Regions from separate parts of the Homo sapiens genome. Here region 1 is linked to region 2. A link is an interaction called in ENCODE POLR2A ChIA-PET data of the cell type or tissue named here. Cell type or tissue: PC-3. All regions are shown on one strand. Each heading gives the region's core, and the rest is flanking DNA. Links, peaks and the distances in the headings are about the cores only.

What was found. ChIA-PET counts read pairs that join two places held together with the same protein. Peaks named below come from ENCODE experiments on the same cell type or tissue, not always from the same donor. Only the 100,000 strongest peaks of a DNase experiment are listed, where the experiment ranks them.
Region 1: POLR2A ChIA-PET joins it to region 2 with 7 read pairs; 4 of 35 experiments call an interaction of 5 or more read pairs at or near these places.

Annotation. Positions count from the first base shown.
Region 1 is chr11:111,916,618-111,921,693 of GRCh38, forward strand. It overlaps C11orf52 (chromosome 11 open reading frame 52), which reads left to right and starts at 2,296. Exons shown (of 4, transcript NM_080659.3): 1 at 2,296-2,387. The coding sequence starts at 2,356. It overlaps HSPB2-C11orf52 (HSPB2-C11orf52 readthrough (NMD candidate)), which reads left to right. Exons shown (of 5, transcript NR_037651.1): 2 at 2,061-2,387. It also overlaps a transcript of CRYAB not described here. RefSeq lists an enhancer at 2,128-2,422. In PC-3, for the core only: a CTCF peak has its summit at 2,179 (motif pointing right); a DNase peak (open chromatin) is centred at 2,264; H3K4me3 peaks cover 1,523 bases; H3K27ac peaks cover 377 bases.
Region 2 is chr11:111,787,922-111,792,997 of GRCh38, forward strand. All of the region lies in intron 14 of ALG9 (ALG9 alpha-1,2-mannosyltransferase), which reads right to left. Among named protein-coding and RNA genes, the nearest start is that of PPP2R1B, 24 kb to the left of the region's middle. In PC-3, for the core only: no CTCF peak of the experiment used is centred there; no DNase peak of the experiment used is centred there.

The DNA.
Region 1 (5,076 bases), core at 585-4,584, 130 kb after region 2:
CTTGAAATTCAACATCTAGACCTAAAATTATTATTCCAGTCATGGATTGACTGGTACAGACTTCAGTGGAATAATCAATATCCTTGTTTATCACTTCAGGCTTCTATTAATGCTGCTTTAGGCATATGAGGTTTTCTGGCTACCACAATGGTCTATTCCTCTATTGATTTCTTTGGAGTTTCTGGTCATCTAAAAATCCCTTAGGTGATTTCCTTTCCTTTTCTTTTCTTTTCCTTTTTTTCTTTTCTTTTTTTTTTTAGAGACAGAGTCTCACTCTGTCACCCAGGCTGGAGTAAAGTGGTGTGATCACAGCTCACTGCACCCTCAAACTTTCTTGCTCAACCCTCCTACCTCAGCCTTCTGAGTAGCTGGGACTACAGGCACACATCACCACACCTGGCTAATTTTTCAGTTTTTATACTTTGTAGAGATGATGGGTTGTTGCTATATTGCCCAGGTTGATCTTGAACTCCTGGGCTCAAGCGATCCTCTTGCCTCAGTCTCCCAAAGCAGTGGGATTACAGGCATGAGCCAAGCCACTGTGTAAACCCAGCTGCTTAGGTGCTTTTTAAAACATTACAGAAGGGGTGACTAAAAAGGAACCAGATTATGGAGGGCTTGGAGTGCCAGGCTAAGCAGTTTGAACTGTATCCTGTAGGTGATAGGAAATCATTAATGGCTTTTGAACTGGGAGGAGAAGGAGTGGGTAACAAGATGAAAAGGATACAGTTAATGGTAGAGTAGAGTACAGAATGGATTGCATGGAAGAAGCATGGCCATGAAATAGTGCAATGATTGGGGCACAAGAAAAGAAAGTAAGATGTGGGAACCAGGCGTGGTGGGAGGGTCACTTCAGGCCAGAAGTTCAAGTCCAGCAGGGGCAACATAGCAAGACCCTATCTTGGCCAGGTGTGGTGCCTCACACCTGTAACCCCAGCACTTTGGGAGGCTGAGATGGGAGGATTGCTTGAGGCCAGGAGTTCGAGACCAGCCTGGTCCACATAACAAGACCCCCATCTCACATTAATTTAAAAAAAAAAAAAAAGACCTTGTCTCTAAAAAGATTTTTTTTTTTTTAATTAGCTAGGCACAGTGGTGTGAGCCTGTAGTCCCAGCTACTCGAGAGGCTGAGGGGGGAGAATCTTTTGAGCGTAGGAGTTTGAGGTTGCAGTGAGCTAGCCACTCAACTCCAGCCTGGGTGACAGATTGAGACCCTGTCTTTAAAAATAAAAGAAAGAAAGAAAATAAGATGCTTTGTAATAATAACAACAATGCCTAACTCTTACTGAGTGTGTCCCATGTGCCAGGCCCTGCACTAGAGCTTTATTTTTCACCACAATCCTGTAAGATTGTCACTCTTACCCATGTTTCATAAGAGGAGGAGTTCAAAGTCCAGGGTATTCTCTGTGGAGTGCAGAGCTGAGTGGTGGGCCCTGAACATCCACTTAAAGGACAATAACCAGGCATCCGAGGAAAACACTAAAAATGGGGTGAGAGAACTGAACACAAGAATGATGGGTTTCACAGATTCTCGTAGAGCCCATATTTTCTACTGGTGAGTGCGGGTGAGTCTAACTTTGGGTTACTGGAAGGAGACGCAGAGTTGAGGGGTAAGTGGAGAATCAGTAGTTCTGAACTGTGGATAAGGAAATGAGTGGTTAAGAAGTGCTGAGGCCATCCTGATCATAGAATCATCTGATTTTATACCAGAAAGGGGATTAGATTCAGTTTTTTTCATTTCACAGCCCTAGAAACTTAGGCCCTATAAAGGTTAAGTGATTTGCCCACATCGATTTCAAATAGCAAGGGAGAATATATGAGGAACCCATTTCCCCAAACTTAAGTTTCCAAGAGACTCCAGTATCCCAACCCAGATTCTGTACAAAAATAATAAGAAACTGGTACCAATTGCCTCGAAAGTGAAACTCAGTTAAACCTGAGTGGTGCTGAGCAAACTACTACATTAGGCACTCATCTATTATAGAGGATATATTTCAAAGACAGAGTGATGTAATGGAGAAGCATTTCGTAAGGAAACCAAGAGCCCTTTTCTATCTCAGGTTTCTTTTTATTGAAGCTTGAAGCTCAAGTTCATGGCTTCATCAAAAGACGCTTCAAATCCTGAAGTTGAGATAGCTCTCACCTGGAGCCCGTGTGTTGTTCTACCCTTTGGCTGGGAACACAGTCACCTGGGAATCATTCCAGCAGGTGGCTTCAAAAGTCCAACCTGCTAGGTTGAAATCTGACACTGACACAGACTCCGGGAGCTGCCGCGGAAAGCTCAACCAGGAACCCGGAAATGCACAAGCCTCTTGATGCATAAAAACAGCTGGGCTCCCTTGGAGACAGAGCGCCATGGGAAACCGGGTCTGCTGCGGAGGAAGCTGGTGAGTAGGCTGGAAGGGCAAAGGGGAACATCTATCTCTGTTGGTGGATGTAGAGGCCCCGAAAATCAGAGGACCTGGAGATAGTTGTCTGCCAGCCTCCCACTGCCACCTTCCTCTGCCTGGTACCTCCTTGTTCCAACACCAGAGCAGCACCTCCTTTCAGGAGGCCTTAGAAGACAGAGCCAAGTGGCTGGGCGCGGTGGCTCACGCCTCTACTCCCAGCACTTTGGGAGGCCGAGGCCGGCGGATCACGAGGTCAGTAGATCGAGACCATCCTAGCCAACATGGTGAAACCCCGTCTCTACTGAAAATACAAAAATTAGCTGGGCATGGTGGCGCGCACCTGTAGTCCCAGCTACTCGGGAGGCTGAGGCAGGAGAATCGCTTGAATCCGGAAGGCGGAGGTTGCAGTGAGCCGAGATCGCGCCACTGCACTCCAGCCTGGCAACAGAGCGAGACTGTCTCAACAACAACAACAACAAAAAAAAACAGAGCCAAGCTAGCTGTCTGCGGAATGGCCAGAGCAGGGCAGGAATATTGAACCGGCATTGTTTTTCTGTGCCCTCTTCCTCCCTTTCCCCTTCTTTCCCTTTCTTCCTGGATGAGAGTAATAATTGTAGCACTTGAGAGCTTTCTATGTGCCAGACATTTTACAGTCTCATTTAATTTTTCCAATACTTTATGAGGTAAATGGTTTTGCCCCTCCTCCTATTTTACAGTCAGCTGAGAAACTGAGGCTCAGAGAAATTAACTAACTTGCCTAAGGTCACATGGCTGGTAAGCAAGTAAACCAAGATTCCAACTGAGGCCCACCTGACTTCAGAGGCCACCTTTTGAACCACTGCATAATATTGCCTCTTAGATCAAGCAAGTCAACTTTGAAGCAATGTTTATTTAAAAGGGCAGAAGTGCCAGGCGTGGTGGCTCACGCCTGTAATCCCAGAACTTTGGGAGGCCGAGGCGGGTGGATCACGAGGTCAGGAGATCGAGACCATCCTGGCTAACACGGTGAAACCCCATCTCTACTGAAAATACAAAAAATTAGCCGGGCGTGGTGGTGGGTGCCTGTAGTCCCAGCTACTCGGGAGGCTGAGTCAGGAGAATCCCTTGAACCCAGGAGACGGAGCTTGCAGTGAGCCGAGATTGCACCACTGCACTCCACCCTGGGTGACAGAGCAAGACTCCGTCTCAAAAATAAAATAAAATAAAATAGAATAAAATAAAATAAAATAAATTAAAGGGCAGAAGTGGTCGGATGCAGTGACTCACACCTGTAATCCTAGCACTTTGGGAGGCTGAGGCAGGCAGATGACTTGAGGCCAGGAGTTCAAGACCAGCCTGGCCAACATGGCAAAACACCATCTCTACTAAAAATACAAAAAAATTAGCCAGGCATGGTGGCACACGCCTGTAATCTGAGCTACTTGAGAAGCTAAGGCACGAGAATCCCTTAAGCTTGGGAGACAGAGGTTGCAGTGAGCTGAGATTGCGCCACTGCAGTCCAGACTGGGCAACAGAGCGAGACTATGTCTTGAAAAAAAAAAAGAAAAGGAGTTTGAGACCAGCCTGGGCAACATAGGGTGGCCCCATCTCTACAAAAAAATTAAAAATTAGCTAGGCGTGGTGGTGCGTGCTTGTAATCCCAGGTACTTGGGAGGCTGAGGCAGGAGGATCACCTGAGCCCTGGGGGTAGAGGCTGCAGTGAACCATGATCACACCACTGCACTCCAGTGTGGGTGACAGAATGAGACCCTGTCTCAAAAATGAAAATAAAAATAAAAGGGCAGAAGTAGGAAAAAGAAGAATATCCATGGAATATCTGAATATGACTTTCACACTTATTTACTATGTGACCATAGGTAATAAGTCCCTTAATTTCTCTGTATCCATCCTCACATGTAAAATGTAGATAATACATCCTACATTGTGTAGATCACAGGCTTATTTTGAAGAGCAAAGGATATAGCGTATGTGAAAACCTCATAATAAATTATCTGTGGGGTTGTTACTATTCTTTCCCAGAATTTTCATCACTGCCATGCCGTAAATTCCTGGTCCTGGTTTTATTCTGTCTACTGCCTTCCATGCCTGGGGCAGATCTGGAAGATGTCATGTTATAAATAAAGCATCATTATATTTAGATAGACAAGTGAAGTGCATTGGAAAACACACAGGTTTTGGAGTAGTACATTGGATTCAAGTCCTGCCCTACTACTCATTCATTTATCCATTCATTTATTAAACAGTGTTTATTGAACATGTACTACAGGCACAGTGATAGACACAGAAGACATAGTAATAAAAGGACATTTGGTCCCTGCCTTGTTGAGTAAGAAATACCCTGAAGGTCCAACATTTGGTAACTGTCTAAATACATGGCATATCCAATTAATGGGAAATACGTAGCCACTTCATAAAGAATGTTGGAAGAACACCTAACATCATGGAAAATTTTACTCTTTATTAAGTTAGTAAAAAAGGCCCTTCATTAACCCGTCTGTAAAATGGGAACAAAAATATGTGTTTCCTGGAATGTCAGGATTGAAAAAATAAAGCACCCTTTAAACTCTGAGGTGCCCTATAGACATAGGACATCTAGAAGCACAGAAAAGCTTCTAGAGAAGGAGATGTAACAGCTTCTTTTATTCTCTTTCTTCCCAAGTGTTGGTATTCTTTTTTCATTACTGAT
Region 2 (5,076 bases), core at 631-4,630:
GGTTTGATTCCAGAGTCTGTACTCTTAACCATTATGGTTTATCATGCATCCCAGGAATAGACTAACAGGATTTATCATTTCCTAGAAAAAGTTGTAGTGATAGTTTTAAATTCTGTATGGAGTATTACTTCCTGACTCTGATTTCTGAGTCTGAAAATCAAAAGTTGGCCTAGTTACTGCCATCCTGAATGAGGTAGCTGAAGGTGCTCCACTGGCAGTCCTTTTCCAAATTCTAAACTTGTAAATGTCATGTCAACGTGGCATTTGTACTGGCAGCCTAACCTTGGGTTTGGCAGACTCCTACAATGCCTGCACACAATGACACTGTGCTTGGCATGCACACCTCTTAGAGATTCTTCCCAACTAGGACGCTGGCAGTGCCCTGTGCTCTGTAAGATTCACTTCACTTCAACAGTGAACTCTATCAAGGGCTTTGATAGAGAAAGGAGGTTTGGAGAAGAGACATGAGACAAAGCAGGGCTCCTATAAATAAAATGAACAGGAAGAGGAAGCACCTACCCCAGTCAAGGAGAAGTTAATGGCCAGGCACGGTGGCTCAGGCCTGTAATCCCAATATTTTGAGAGGCTGAGGTGGGAGGATTGCTTGAGCCCAGGAGTTTGAGCCCAGCCTGGGCAACAAATTGAGACCTGTGTTTACAAAAAATGTTTAAAAATTAGCCTGGCAGGGTGGCACACACCCGCAGTCCCAGCTATTCTGAAGTCTGAGCTGGTAGTATGGCATGAGACCATAAGCCCAGGAGGTTGAGGCTGCAGTGAGCTGTGATCATGCCACTACACTCCAGCCTGGGTGACAGAGTGAGACATTGTCCCAAAAAAAAAAAAGTTACTCTTTTCATCTACACTGCACAAATAAGGTGAAGGGTAAAGGGTAGAACAGAAAGATGCAAAATAGAGCAAACTCCTATAAGCTTTAGTAAAGAAAGTATAAAACTAACAAGTGTAATTTCCATTCTAGTTGACTCTACAATAAAAGCTTCATTAATATAGTCATTGTATATTTCTGGTCAACTCAGTCCTTAGTATAACCTCAGGGTCCAGTGGACCCAATTTTAGTTTTCAACTTTCTTTTTTTTTTTTCCCCCAAGAGACAGGGTCTCACTATTTTGCCCAGGCTGGCCTTGAACTCCTGGGCTCAAGCAATCCTCCTGCCTCGGTCTCCCAAACTGTTGGGATTACAGGCGCAAGCGACCTCGCCTGTCCCAGGTTTTTACTTTCTTTTTGTAGCAATTCCTTACTATTTGGGAGGATTGGTAGTTCATAATTTTATTCTTTTTAGAGTCTTCCAAAGAACAAAGATAAATTATACTTATTTTTATTTATTTATTTTGAGACAGGGTCTCGCTCTGTTGCCCATGCTAGAGTGCAGTGGCATGATCATAGTTCACTGCAGCCTTCACCTCCTGAGCTCAAGCAATCCTCCCACCTCAGCTTCCTGAGTAGCTGGGCTACAGGTGTGCCTGGCTAATTTTTTATCTTTTGTAGAGATGGGGTTTCATTATGTTGTCCAGGCTGGCCTTGAACTCCTGGGCTCGAGCAATCCACCTGCCTCAGCCTCCCAAAGTGTCAGGATTACAGGCATGAGCCACCGTACCCAGCCTATAAAATAACTTAAAAATAGGTTGGACGCGGTGGCTCATGCCTGTAATCCCAGCACTTTGGGAGGCTGAGGCCACCGAGGTCAGGAGTTCAAGACCAGCCTGGCCAAGATGGTGAAACCCCGTCTCTACTAAAAGTACAAAAATAACAGCGCGCCTGTAATCCCAGCTACTCGGGACGCTGAGGTAGGAGAATTGCTTGAACCTGGGGGGTAGAAGTTGCAGTGAGCTGAGACTGTGCCACTGCACTCCAGCCTAGGTGACAGAGGGAGACTCTGTCTCAAAAAAAAAAAAACTTAAAAATATAGAAAACAGAGGGTCAATTGGACTGAGATAGTAAGTGGTGATGACTATTTTCCTGGTAGGCTGATAGATCATGTTCAAAAAAATTTTCTGGTAATTTCAGAAAATGATCTTATTCTGATTCCACTCAGGAGTTGGAAAAAAAAATTTCCTGATCACTAGGTGTGAATAAAAGAGAAAAAAAAAGAATAATAATAAAAAAACTATCTTGGTCTGCACTGGGGATATATTATCATCAAAAACACTAACTAGCAGCCGGGCGCGGTGGCTCACTTGAGGTCAGGAGCTCAAGACCAGCCTGGCCAACATGGTGAAACCCTGTCTCTACTAAAAATACAAAAATTAGCTGGGCATGGTGGCGGGTGCCTTTAATCTCAGCTACTCAGGTGGCTGAGGCAGGAGAATTGAACTTGGAGATGGAGCTTGTAGTAAACCAAGATTGCGCCACTGCACTCCAGCCTGGGTGATGAGGCAAGACTCTGTCTCAAAAACAAAGCAAAACAAAATAAAACACAGACTAGGCAGGTGTTGTGGTATGTTCCTGTAATCCTGGGTACATGAAAGAATTGCTTGGGCCCAGGAGTTCAAGGGCAACCTGGGCAAACACAGCAAAACCGCATTTCTGAAAAATAAAAAAATTTAAAAAATAAGTGGCTGGACTGAAATAGAAGAAGGACTACTATGCATTATTGTTGAGTTCAAAAGGCAAGCTAAAACAAAGGTAAAAAATAAAAGAGATTGGGAGAAAATGCAATATATGTACCAGAAGATTTGCATCTAGACTATATAAACTGTTCCTGCGATCAGTAAGACAATTCCACAGGAAAAAATGACAAAAGATATGATTACAGAAGAGAAATGCAAATGGTTGATAAACATGAAATAATGATCAATCTTACCAGGAATCAGGGAAATGCAAGACTAGACACAATTTTCAATAATCAGGTTTGGAAAAGTTAAAAAGCCTGACAGTCTCAAACACTGATGAGGAATCAGGAAACAGATATTGCCAGTGAAAGTGTAAGCCTGCACAGCCACCTAGAAAGGCAGTTTTAGCAGTACCAATTAAAACAAAAATTATGCAGTCTCTATGATAGAGCAGAGGACTTTTACTTTGTACTATACACCATGTTATTCATTTATTTGCTTGTTTCACAAACAATCTACTTGGTTTTCCATTTGCTATGATTAAAAATTTCAAATATATATGAGTAGATAAATTTATTACTTACAATAATGTTTTAAAACCAGTAGACAAATTTTTAAATAAAGGAAACCTTTGATTTTCAAAAACAAAAAGCAATCAAACAAAAAAATCAATGTGCCTACTATATGTAAGCATTTGTGTGCTGGCTCTGAAGATATATAAGTCTCTCTTCTCAAAGGGCTAATAAGCTAATTGGGTAGAAACAGATTATGAATGATACATCATCATAACTTAGCATATGGTAAATTCTAAACAGCTGACACAGAAGTTCAAAGTGATAATGCAAACATTCAGGCGGGAGGTCAAATGCTGAGGGCTGGGTAGGTAAGTGTATAAGCAGCATTTAATAAACATGTAGCACATCATTTCATTTTATTCATCCAATATTCCAAGGTACGCTAAGCAGGAAAAGCAACTTGTCTAACCATAACCAAATCTACAGGCATCTCAGGTTAAATACTCTGTGCATTCAGCAGCAACTAGAGGTGGGCTGAATAAATCCCAAACTCTCTCATTGCCTACAAAGCCCTAGGAGATCTAGCCCTTGCCTGATTGTTCCACCTCACCTTGTGCAATCTTCCTCCCGGACCTCTACACTCCGGCCACACCAGGTCCTTTTCAGTTCTTCAAAAATACAAGTTCCTCCTACCTTAGAGCCTTTGCATATGCTGTTGCCTCAGCCAGGAACACTCTTCCACCCTGTTTTTCTCATGACTGAGTCCATCTCATTTTTAAAGTCTCAGCTTAAAAGTTACCTCCTTTGGCCAGACACAGTGGCTTACGCCTGTAATCCCAGCACTTTGGGAGGCCAAGGCGGGTGAATCACTTGAGGTCAGGAGTTCGAGACCAGTCTGGCCAACATGGTGAAACCCCTAAAAATACAAAATTAGTTGGCTGTGGTGGCGTGCGCCTGTAATCCCAATTATTTGGGAGGCTGAGGCAGGAGAATCGGTTGAACCCGGGAGGTGGAGGTCGCAGTGAGCCAAGATTGTGCCACTGCACTCCAGCCTGGGTGACAGGGCGAGACTCCGTCTCAGGAAGAAAAAAAAACCTCCTTTGAGAGGTCTTCCAACAATCCTAGGAAGCCCTAGGTTTCCACCTCTCACTTCTTTTCTCTCAGTGCACCTGTGTGTTTCTTCATTCTACAATTCACAATTTGTATTATTTATTTGTTGGTTAACTAGTTTATTATCTGCCCTCCCCCACAAAACACACCCACATTCTAGGGGCCATGTCTGTTTTATCTGCCAACATGTGCCTGGCATATAGTAAATGCTGAAAAACAAATGTTGGATGGATGGAAGGAAGGATGAATGGATGGACTGCTGAAGACAGCGAGAGAGGGATATCACACATATGAGATATGAGTTTAATTCAATTTAGTTTAACTACAAGTGAATGAGCTCCATGTCAAGCAATGAGTTAAATGCCAGGAACACAATGGTGGTTCCTCCTACTCTCAATGAGGAATTCAAAGTCCAAGTGAATTTGTGGTTTGGAATAACCATCTTGCTAAGGACAAACATGGGTCTGACTTAGCTACATCATGAGATCCAAGAAACATCCTGATTTGCCAAGCTCCCTCAGTGCATAATCAATCACAAGAAATTCAGCATCAAATTCTAAATAATGTATTCAGGAAATAAGGAGGCATTTCTAGTTAAGACAGAACACAAAACTACAAAAAAGGTGAGAATTACATAGAAGGAAAAGCTAAGAAGGATCTATTTAACATCAGAGTGTGGCACTGGAAAAAAATCCTTTAGAAGACAAACCTCCTTTTCTCCTGCAGATTCTGGCTGTGATCTTTAGTAGCATTATCTATCTATATCACACAAAGCCACTAACTAATTTCTTCCAGAAGATGGAATCAGAAAGCAGCCAATATATGCTTAGGCCCATTCTCACCTCTAAGCTGGGATGGGAATATATTGTAATTTCTTTTTTTTC